Regions from separate parts of the Homo sapiens genome. Here region 1 is linked to region 2. A link is a contact called in ENCODE POLR2A ChIA-PET data. All regions are on one chromosome and are shown on one strand. The core of a region is the stretch at or near the end of the contact, and the rest is flanking DNA. Distances in the headings are between cores, read along the strand shown. Region 1 overlaps UNC5B (unc-5 netrin receptor B). Region 2 holds the start of EIF4EBP2 (eukaryotic translation initiation factor 4E binding protein 2).

Region 1 (5,375 bases), core at 1,283-3,782, 860 kb after region 2:
GGCAGGGAATGGGGAATGTTGAACTAGAAGAAATTGCTGGAAATATAAGAAAATAACTCTTTATCCTTTCCAGAGGAAGCAGTCAGAATGGGCATCCCTATTTGCTAATGGTGGATAGTTCCTGCCATTGGGGTGGCAAACCTGGCTTAGAATCTTTCCTCTGCCACTTAGTAACTGTCTGACTTTGTACAACTTTAGATAAACAATAGAGATGGCTATTGATACCAACCTCATAAGATTGCTGCAACAATTAAATGAAATAATGTAGAAGATATAGGTATTAGCAATGGTAATAATAAAAACAAGAATGCCGCTTTTGTTCATTAAGTCTTTTTAACATGCCCAGCACTCCTCTAAGCTCATTGCGTGTATTAACATGTCTAATCCATGCTAGAAATACTATTACCCCATTCTGCAGAGAAGGAAATGGAGGCCCAGAGAGGCGAATTTGCAGGAACACAGGTGATGGCCATCATTTATTGTTATTGCCACACAGCAGGTCCTGATTCCGGCTCAGATAGCGAAAGCCTGGCACCATGCTGCTGTGTAATTCCTTCAGCTCCTTTTGAAAAGTCTCCAGCTGAATCATAGAAGTGTTAAGGAAAAGGAAGCTGACATATGTTAAGCACCATTATGTGCACTAAGCGTTTGATATTTCTGTCGGGAGGCAAGAGAGCATAGAGCCGTGTGTGGACTGGCGGCAGCACCTAGACATTTCTTAGAAATGTACATTCTCAAGGCCCACCCCACACCGACTGAATCAGAACTTGGGGGCAGGAGCCTGGGTTTTAGCGAGCACTCCAGGTGGTCCTGGTGCAGGCCATGGTTTGAGTACCACTGGCACCAAGGTTAAAGAGGATGGACTTGGCCGGGCGCCATGGCTCGTACCTGTAATCCCAGCACTTTGGGAAGCCGAAATAGGAGGATTGCTGGAGCCCAGGAGTTTGGGACCAGCCTGGGCAACATAGTGAGACCCCTGTCTCTATAAAAAAAAAAAAAAAAAAAAGAGTATGGGCTTAAAGTCAAAGAGACCCAGATTCAAATGCTGACAACCCTGCTCTGTGACATTAGACAAGTAACTTAATCTCCCTGTGCCTGCAAACTGGGGCTAATGATAAGAATACCTACCAGAAAGAGTTGCGGGGAGGGTTCAGTTAGATAATTATTCCAAGTACTTGGCGCAGAACCTGAGAGCTAGTTAGCACTGTAAATGGTAGCTGTTAACTCATTACCTGAATTACCTGCTAGCACTGAAGAGGTACTAAAGGGAAAGGTGGTTCTTTGTGGCCAGGGAAGCCGTTTAATCCCAGCTGGGGTGAAGCTTCCCCTCTAGGGCAACCTGGCGGGACTGGGGGCCCGGGTAACAGAGGTAACCCTTGCAGGCTGAGGGCATCAGGGGTGTCTGGGATGGACATTTCCTCCCCACCTGGCCTGCCCTGTCTAGCAGGGGCTCCCTGTCTTCCCTGAGCTTATGATGCCAACCAAAGAGACGCGTGAACTAAGAACTTTTCTCCGCCGCTTTCTCAGGGAAACCAGCTCTGAGAATGACGGTCTGGTGATGTGGCGATCCCCAGACCCTGGGCTCATGGGGGCTTCAGCTGCATGCTGTGGCCTGGCAGCTTCCAGGAACATGTCTTTGCTCTCTTCCCCTCCACCCGTGTGTTTTCAATGGTGATTGGAGGCCTCAGGGGAGCCGTGCGCTCCTCTTCCTCCCTAAGGAGAGGCTCTGGGCCAGCCGGGCAGCGAGCACAGTGGACGGGCTCCACCTTCCCTGTGCTTCCACTGCTTGGTAAGGGCCTGCCCAGCCTCTGGGAACCCCAGGCTCTTGGTGAGGCACCACCCCACCCCCACTGCTGGCTGTCCCCAGGTCCCCCATGCTGGCCACATGCCTTAGTGTGATGCCACACTTTCTTTCACACCTCTGGCCTCTAGCTATCTCTGTGAGGTGGGAACGGTGAAGGTGCACCTATTCTACAGAGAAACAAACCGAGGTCCCAGGAGCTAAGACTAGGGCCCAGAGTCACCCACTGAACTGGTGGCCCAAAAGTGTTCTGGTATTTCCTGTCACTAGGCCGTGCTTCTATCCTTTCTTTTTTCACCCCTACCTCATACTTCCTTATCCCTCCTCAAGAAATCCCTAGAAGGGAACTGACAAACTTAGTGCCTGACATGTACCAGGCTCATTTCATGAGATCCTGCAGCTGTGAGGGGAACCAGGCTCAGAGGCAGGGGGTGGTTCCCCCAGCAAATGGGGGCAGGATGGGATTGAAGCAGGTCCCACGCACTCCAGAGCGCCTTCTCCTTGGCTAACCTCCTGCAGGTTTTGGGCTTTTTGCTCCCCTTCACCCTCCCCGCTTCCTGGTGCCCCTCCTGGAGGAGCCCTCTCACGGTGTCCTCAGCTGGATGCCTGCCCTCTGGCCCTTGCACCCTTCCTCTGCTGCTCACTCAGAGGACATGGGGAGCGGGCCGAGCCCTGAGCCAAGGCGGCCCAGCGATTACATCAGCAGGTGCAAACAAGCAGGCGGGAGCAGGGACGGGCGTCCCTCGGGGCTGGAGACGGCACTCCATCCGCCCCACACGAGTCTGTTTCATTCCCTCCTTCTAGCTTGCATCAGCCTTTTGCAGCTCTGTGTCATCACAGAGTGGGCCAAGGCAGCAGCTGGGAGGCTGGGGCAGGGGTGGAGGTGAGGTGTGGGGCTCGCCGGGACCCTGGCAGCCTGGAAGGTCCACTCACTGTTTTTTCCTGAGAATGGAGTACAATATTCCCCCCTTACTCGAGGTCTCCCTGTCCACAGTTTCAGTTACCCATGGCCAACTGTGACACCAAAATATTAAACAGAACATTCCAGAAATCAGCAGTTCACACATTTTAAATTGTGTGTGATTCTGAGTAGCATGATGGAATCTCCCACTGTCTCACTCCATCCTGCCCAGGATGTGAACCATCCCTTTGTCCAGGGTGTCCACACTGTATACACCATCCGTCACTTAGTCACTCAGTGGCTGTCTCCATTATCAGATCGAAAAAAAAATCATCTGTCTAGAGCTTGGTACTATTCAAGTTTTCAGGCATCCACGGGGGGTCTTGGAACGTATCCCCCACAGATACGGGGACTCCTGTAATAGAAATTAGCTAGTGCATAGGGCTGCCCAGCTGGCAAAATATTTTTGTACTTCTGACTTTGGTGTTTCCAACAGCCCTGTCAGTCAAAGCAAGTAAAAGTGGTCCCATTTCTCAGAAAGGAAAATTGAGGCCCAGAGGGAAGTGGCTGCCCAGGGGTTGTCTTGTGAGTCACTGACAGCACCAACGCATTTCACCTCAAGAAGCGCATGGGATTATAAGAGCCTGGAGATTGAAAAATCCCTATAGTCATCAAGTTGGAAGTAGTTAAAGCCTGCTTCCTAGAGAAAGTGAGCTGATTCCTTGGCCGAGGAGGAGACAGCTACTGAAAGAGCTATGGAGTGATTTCTGCACTGATGGTGGGTGGGCAGGCAAAGGGACCATTACATGGCTATGGGGGTAGGCTGGAGGCAGACTGGGCACTGGTCTAAGAAGTCTCGATGTCTGGATTCTTAACCTTGAAAATTTGCTGTGAGCTTCCCACTTGTGGAACTGAAGCTTGGTTATTGCTCTCTGAGCCTCACCACAGGCATGGTCAAGAGGAGGCCCCCAGGAAGTGTTTGATGAATGAGTGAATGAATGAATGAATGAATGGGAGTGAGTGCTTGCTCACCATCTGCCTCCCTTGAAGTGCATCTGTGCAGCCACACAGGCCTTCCCTTTGGCCAGTGCCACCTGTCTCCCCATATCTCACCAGCTGACAACTCAGCTGCTCACCCAAACCCAGGGCCGGGGTCTTTCCCAGCACTGGGACCAGAGAGGCAAACACAGGAACCATGGCCTGCATGCCAGGATGCCCACATTCCAGTCCTGGCTTGGCCTCCTAACTGCTGTGTGATCTGAGGCAAGTTACTACTCCTCTGAGGTCCCCAGGATGTTCCTGGGACTCTGAGTCTACAAGGCCTGGCCTCCCCGGGGCCCATGGAACCTGAGCCCCAGTCCTGCCTTGGGAATGGAGGCCAGAGATGGCTGCCTTCCTCCCTCACCCCTGGGGACTGAGCAGGAATCCAAGTGGCTTCCACATTCAGGAAAATCCAAGGGGAAACCCCTACCCAGTTCCAAGGACCCCTTCTATTCACCCCTTACTGCCAGGCGCTCTCAGGGGCTCTTTCTCCCTCTCCTCGTGGCACCATCTCTACCTCTGTTTATCTCGCCCATTTGCCCTCTCCTTCTCATGCCCATTTCACAGATTGGCAAAGGCCAGAGTCTGGCCACTCCTTTTTCTCTGTCCTTTCTGTGACTTCTTTTATGCCAGTGTGATGCCAAGATAGGAGTGACGCTGCAGCCACAGACTGTTTGTTTGCCCTTGCACAAGTCATTGCCCCTGTCTGGCCTCAGGGTCCCCAGCTGGAGATGAAGGGTCCCCAGCTGGAGGTGAAGGGTCCCCGACTGGAGGTGAAGGGCTTGGATGCAGTTTTGAAGGCCCCATAGCCCAGGATCTGAGCTGCCTCCTGGTGGTGGTGCTGACAGCAGGCAACAGGCAAGGACTGCAGCAGTTTTTCCACTTGGAAATGTGTTTGGCAGTTGCCTCCCCTTTGCGAGGAAGGGTTGTTCGGTTCTAGAGCGTGGCGCTGAGGGAGACGGGGGAAATTTGTGTGCCCTTGGTGCTCTAAGAACAGCCTTAACCCTGGGCTTTCAGGGCGGCATGGGGATGTAAGCACTGTCCTGTCTGGCCTCGTCCGGGCAGCCCCTAGACCCAAGACTGTACCAAGGCATTTTGGACTTTTCTGGGAGAAAGTGACAGGACACTGGGCATCTTCCTGCCCAGAACCCAAACACACAGCCAACTTGACAGCATTGCCAGCCTCACTCCCCGTGCCAGCTCTGCGTCCTTCAGCTCCTCCAGCAACCTGAAACGCGTGGCAGGAGCAGGCAGCCCAGCTGGCCCTCACCCGTCTGACACGTGTGACCGTGCGGGGGCTGGTGGGGGGAGACAGAGAGAGATGCCCAGCGTGTTCTGCTTATGATTCAAAAGTCCTCAGTCAATAGCCTTTAAGGGAAAGCATGGGATATGCAACTTACATGGTGAGACCAGATTTAGGTAACTAAATATTCATGCATCTAAAAAAGTCAGAGAGGATCAACATCCAGTGTAACTCAGCTGGGGTGGGAATGGGGCGGCTTTTATTTTCATCTTTTTTTTTTCTAGATTGTTTACAGTGAGGCTACTACCTTTGTAATCAGAATAAACCCAAACATCTGTTTTCAATTAAAAAAAAAGTTTAGAAAAATGAAGTCCCCCCCCCACAACTTC
Region 2 (6,000 bases), core at 351-2,850:
TCCCCTTTCCTTCCACTAGAAGTGTCTCTGTTGGCATGTCCAAAGTCTCAGAGTCTTTCAAGGTTAAACTCAGCCCTCTGCAACTCTGGCAGCTTCCAGATGGCAGGACAGGCAGGGGACTTTTTTTTCTGGATTCTTGGGGCACTCACCACAAAATCAGTACCATGTAATGCCCTGGCCTGCCCTGGGCTGTTGTAAGTTCTTTTGTCTATGTTCTTGCCAAGCACCTGTTTGACCCTCTGAGCAGTGAAGCAATAGCTGTTTTCCCCTCAACCTCTCTTACCCTTATTTCTCTCATTTGCAAAATGGGAATGATGGTAGCTATGTTGGCCTTACCCATGAGTGTCTTCCCAGTCCCACCTTGGGCATGTTGTGGGCAGAAGTAGTGCTGCCCTAGTGCAGCGGTTCTCAAAGTGTGATCTGGAGAGCCCCTCGGGGATCTGAGACAACCTTCTTTTCTAACTACATACCTGTGTGAGGCTGGGTTTTCTTCATATAGTTGAATCAACACATTACAACAGCTTGAACACAGAAACAGATATGAGAATACAGCTGTTTTCTATTAAGCCAGATATTAAAGCGTTTGCAAAAATATAAAATAATGCCACTGTTCTCACTATTTGTTTTAGATAATTAAAAAATATAATGTCAACATGTAATAGGTTATTATTTTATGAATTAATAAACATTTAAAACATTCTCAGTTTTAATTTGTTTTTTGTTGTTGTTGTTGTTGTTGTTTTTTAGAGACAGGGCCTCACTCTGTTGCCCAGGCCGGAATGCAGTGGCTATTCACAGGTACAATCCCACTAGTGATCAGCAGCGGCTCAGTTTTAATTTCTAATACAATAATTATCAATACATATAATCCACACAAACAAAAGCTCTTGGAAATCCTCAATAATTTTCAAGAATGTAGAGGTACTGAGACCCAAAGTTTGAGAACCCCTCGAGGAAAGAATAGAGTTCCAGATCTAGATTTTTCAGGTACCTCATGGTCTAAGCCCTCTCCTGTGCCTCATTTTAACTCTAATACAATAATACTCATTCTTGTTGCCATGAGTGGCTCTTGGTTTCTTCCTTTTCCTAATGTTTAGATCTTGCTTTATGTGTGTATATAGTGATGGTCTTTGGAAGGATACACAATTAACTGGTACAGCGGTTGAGGGGAGTTCGGAAACTGGGAGAAAGTGGCACCATAAACCTTTCTGCTCTGTTTGATTTTTAAAATACAGTACATCGTGCATGTAGTGCCTGAATTAATAATGAACAATTAAAAGTAAAATTACATTTTTAATGCATAGGAATGCATGAGAAACTCAAGTCTGCTCAAGTAAAGTGGTGTTAACCGACAATGACAAACAATAAGAAGAAAGTTTTCCTTGTCCGCCTTCACCAGGCTCACAAACACTTAGCTCGCGCTCCCTCTGGCTCTTCTCCCGCTCGCTGGGGTTAAGCCACTCTCTTCCTCAGCCCTGCCCCTCGTCCCCGCCCCCTTCAACAACTTCAGCCACGCCCCTCACTGCCTCGCCCCGCCCCGCGGCGACGTCACCTCCGGCCGACCAGCTTCCCCAACTCCCTCTGGCTCCCGCCTTCGCCCGCTTCCGGTCGTCGTCGTCGCCGCTGCTGCCGCTGCTGTTGCTCCTGAGGCTGCTGGCTGAGGCCGGAGGATCGAGCGGCGGCGGCGGCGGCGGCTGAGAGGGCGGCGGCGGGAGCGGAGCGGGACGAGGGAACGGGAGGAAGCGAGCGAGGAGCGCGCAGAGCGCGCTTTTCCGTCCGCCTGAGGAGCCGAAGCAGCCCCGGCCCCGCCGCCGCCGCCTGCCCGCCGGACAAAGCCGAGAGCCCGCGCCCACAGCCATGTCCTCGTCAGCCGGCAGCGGCCACCAGCCCAGCCAGAGCCGCGCCATCCCCACCCGCACCGTGGCCATCAGCGACGCCGCGCAGCTACCTCATGACTATTGCACCACGCCCGGGGGGACGCTCTTCTCCACCACACCGGGAGGTGAGCGCCGGCCAGCCGTCCGCCGCGCCCGGTGTCCCGCCGCGGTCCTCTAACTCCTCGGCGCCTCGGTGCCCGGCCGCTTCGCCCCCGCCCCCAGCTCCACCGAAGCCCCGGGGACGCTGCCCTTGGGCCCGCCCGAGCGTTCGGGACCCTTTACTTCGTGTTCGCTCTTGCCCGCAGCTCGAGTCGGCGCGCGCCCCACTCGGGAATGTGGCTGTCCTGTCGCGAAAAAGAGCTCTTGTTTCCGCTTCGTGGCAGGCTTACGCATTCGACCCAGTTCTCTCTCTCCTCTCTGCCTCCTTCCCGGGCGGATTTGGCTCCACTTGGCCTTGCATTACAGTCTGCATTGCCTGTCGTAGATTGTGCAAATTAATGCTTGATTTTGGAGCTGGCTCCGGGGCTTTTTAAAAAAGAACTTTGGGAGAGGAATTCGGCCCTGGCATCCTGCGATGGCTTGTTTTTGCTGCTTTTAGAACACCGGGAGGAGGCTGGAATGCGGAGTCTGGAAGCCTCGCCCAGCGTTATCCCGCTTTGACAGCATTGTTTACTTTGCTGGACGAGGCCCCACGGGTGAGGGGAGTCCCCAGGCCGGGAGGAGAGCGTGATAAAATAAAGCTCAAGTAATAGCCAAGGGAAAGTAGGTGGGGGTGGTAGGGTGCTGACAGCCTTAAGGTAGGGTGTCTTTCGGCAGCGACGCCTTTGGAAATGGATTGAAGGACCTTTGTCAAGGACACCCCAGTTGGGTGGGGTGGTTGCTTGATCCTGTGGAAGGGGCTAGAGAGAGGCAATCCAGAGAGAGGGTGGTTCCCTGGCATTGCTTTTCAAAGCATGACCAGGAACTGTTTACAAATAAGTAATACTGGGGTAGAGGTGAAGCTTGGTCACGGGAAGAGAGCTCAAAGGTTGTCTGTGCCCTAACTGGGCTGTCCTCCAGAGGGAGGAGCCTGGAAAGCGATTTTGAGGAGCCTTATTGAAGGGAACGGGGCCTCCTTTTTAACTTCAGAACTTTGTCTTCTTTTGGTGCTGGGGTGGCCTCTTGCTAGAGGGTGGGGACTTCGCAGCTCCTGCGGTCTAGAGGATTGCTAGCCTTGTTCCTGTGGGCAGGGCTCAGGAGCTGTACTACAACCAATCCGATGCAGTTAGGCCTGGACCATCCTTAAATCAGTTGCACAATAGCAAGGCCTGTGGAGTAAGGAGACCTTCTTGCCAACACCAAGGGATAAAATCTAGGAGGGAGCTTTACAGAGAAATTCAGCCAGGCCGCTCTGGGGGCTGGGCGGGCTGCCTTGAAAGGCTTTTTAAATGACCCAGGCAGAAGTTCAGTAATATATATGGAGAGCTGGGTTTAAGGAAATGTTAACTTTGCAGAATAGTGGAGTTCTTAGGTGGCTTAACTCATGGAAGAAATCTCCCCCCGATATGATCAGTTCAAGACCAACTCGTGTTTGAGCATGGTACAGGGTCTCACTCTGTCGCCCAGGCTGGAGTACAGTGGCACGACCTCGGCTCACTGCACTCTCTACTTCCTGGGCTCAAGCGATCCTCCCACCTCAGCCTCCTGAGTAGCTGGACCACAGGCACGTGCCACCACGCCTGGCTAATTTTTTTGTATTTTGGTAGAGTCTGGGTTTCTCCATGTTGCCCAGGCTCGTCCTGGGCTCAAGTTATTCGCCCCGTCAGCCTCCCAAAGTGCTGGGATTACAGGCGTGAGCCACTGCACCCGGCCAAGATCTTGCTTTTTAATCCTGAAAAATTTTGGCAGACCAGAATCTGCTCCATATAAGAGTTGTCTTGAACTTGAACTGATAGCTTTTAAGAAATAGATGCTGTTTTCCGAGGTGATGGAAAGGGATTTATAACTTCTTCCAGAATTCTTTGTGGTATTGCTCAGTAAATGCCTGTGCTTCCAGAAGTTCAGAACACGTCATAGTGACAACTGCACTCAGCTATAATGTATTTGGAAAGGGAACTAAACTTTCAGCTATATATTAATCCCCTGAGGGAAGAGCCACCTAGACACGTTTTTGGCTTATGTCAAATAGTCAAGCTACCATACTTTTAAAAATAAGGGCATAGTCTTTAAGCGTTGCTTCAAAGATAGAAGCCTGTCTCATAGCCTGGATTAGTTCTTAAAGTGCTTGCAAAGAGTCTGCCAGAAATACTAATTCATTACCCCTCCTCCTAACAACACTCAATCACTGTTTTCTCAAATATCACTTAACTTCCCCCGACATTGTTTCTACACACAGTTTCTTGTTTTGGATTTAAATACTTGTGATCTTGGCTCTTCTTTACTGTTGAGCTTGTATTTATTGGGAGAGCCCATCATAATCTTTGGATTTATTTGTTTATTTATTTATTTATTTTTGGAGACGGAGTTTCGCTCTGTAGCCTAGGCTGGAGTGCAGTGGCGCGATCTCGGCTCACTGCAAGCTCTGCCTCCTGGGTTCACGCCATTCTCCTGCCTCAGCCTCCCGAGTAGCTGGGGCTACAGGCGTCCACCACCACGCCCAGCTAATTTTTTGTATTTTTAGTAGAGATAGGGTTTCACCATGTTAGCCAGGATGGTCTTTTTTTTTTTGTTGTTGTTGATCATTCTTGGGTGTTTCTCGCAGAGGGGGATTTGGCAGGGTCACAGGACAATAGTGGAGGGAAGGTCAGCAGATAAACAAGTGAACAAAGGTCTCTGGTTTTCCTAGGCAGAGGACCCTGTGGCCTTCCGCAGTGTTTGTGTCCATGGGTACTTGAGATTAGGGAGTGGTGATGACTCTTAACGAGCACGCTGCCTTCAAGCATCTGTTTAACAAAGCACATCTTGCACCACCCTTAATCCATTCAACCCTGAGTGGACACAGCACATGTTTCAGAGAGCACAGGGTTGGGGGTAAGGTCACAGATCAACAGGATCCCAAGGCAGAAGAATTTTTCTTAGTACAGAACAAAATGAAAAGTCTCCCATGTCCACCTCTTTCTACACAGACACGGCAACCATCCGATTTCTCAATCTTTTCCCCACCTTTCCCCCCTTTCTATTCCACAAAACCGCCGTTGTCATCATGGCCCGTTCTCAATGAGCTGTTGAGTACACCTCCCAGATGGGGTGGTGGCCGGGCAGAGGGGCTCCTCACTTCCCAGTAGGAGCGGCCGGGCAGAGGCGCCGCTCACCTCCCGGGCGGGGGGCTGACCCCCCCCCCACCTCCCTCCCAGACGGGGCGGCTGGCCGGGCAGAGGGGCTCCTCACTTCCCAGTAGGGGCGGCCGGGCAGAGGCACCCCTCACCTCCCAGATGGGGCGGCTGGCCGGGCGGGGGGCTGACCCCCCACCTCCCTCCCGGATGGGGCGGCTGGCCGGGCAGAGGGGCTCCTCACTTCCCAGTAGGAGCGGCCGGGCAGAGGCGCCCCTCACCTCCTGGACGGGGCGGCTGGCCGGGCGGGGGGCTGACCCCCCCACCTCCCTCCCGGACGGGGCGGCTGGCCGGGCGGGGGGCTGACCCCCCCACCTCCTTCCTGGACGGGGCGGCTGGCCGGGCAGAGGGCTCCTCACTTCCCAGTAGGGGCGGCCGGGCAGAGCGCCCCTCACCTCCCGGACGGGGCGGCTGGCCAGGCGGGGGGCTGACCCCCCCCACCTCCCTCCCGGACGGGGCGGCTGGCCGGGCGGGGGGCTGACCCCCCCACCTCCTTCCTGGACGGGGCGGCTGGCCGGGCACAGGGTCTCCTCACTTCCCAGTAGGGGCGGCCGGGCAGAGGCGCCCCTCACCTCCCGGACGGGGCGGCTTAGCCAGGATGGTCTTAATCTTCTGACCTCGTGATCTGCCCGCCTCGGCCTCCCAAAGTGCTGGGAGTACAGGCGTCAGCCACTGCGCCTGGCTGTAATCAGTGGATTTTTAACATGAGGGCTTATTTAATATCTTTATAAGGACATGGTGCCGTTGCAGTTGGATTTAATCACTATTACAGCAATGAATACTGTTTAGGTGTTCTTTACTTACTGATTTAACTT

What was found. ChIA-PET counts read pairs that join two places held with the same protein, here RNA polymerase II (POLR2A).
Region 1: POLR2A ChIA-PET joins it to region 2 with 12 read pairs in A673. The contact joins the enhancer-like site here to the promoter of EIF4EBP2 in region 2. POLR2A ChIA-PET finds 5 or more read pairs at or near these places in 4 of 52 experiments (A673, BJ, H1 and 1 more).

Annotation. Positions count from the first base shown.
Region 1 is chr10:71,263,986-71,269,360 of GRCh38, forward strand. All of the region lies in intron 1 of UNC5B (unc-5 netrin receptor B), which reads left to right. Among named protein-coding and RNA genes, the nearest start is that of UNC5B-AS1, 48 kb to the left of the region's middle. RefSeq lists enhancers at 1,948-2,941, 3,133-3,854. Within about 2 kb of position 2,533, at least 10 of the 41 ENCODE cell types and tissues checked have a DNase peak (open chromatin) inside an H3K27ac peak, as active enhancers do; they include A673, where a contact is called at or near this core.
Region 2 is chr10:70,402,545-70,408,544 of GRCh38, forward strand. It overlaps EIF4EBP2 (eukaryotic translation initiation factor 4E binding protein 2), which reads left to right and starts at 1,601. Exons shown (of 3, transcript NM_004096.5): 1 at 1,601-2,002. The coding sequence starts at 1,858. RefSeq lists silencers at 1,473-1,662, 1,693-1,902.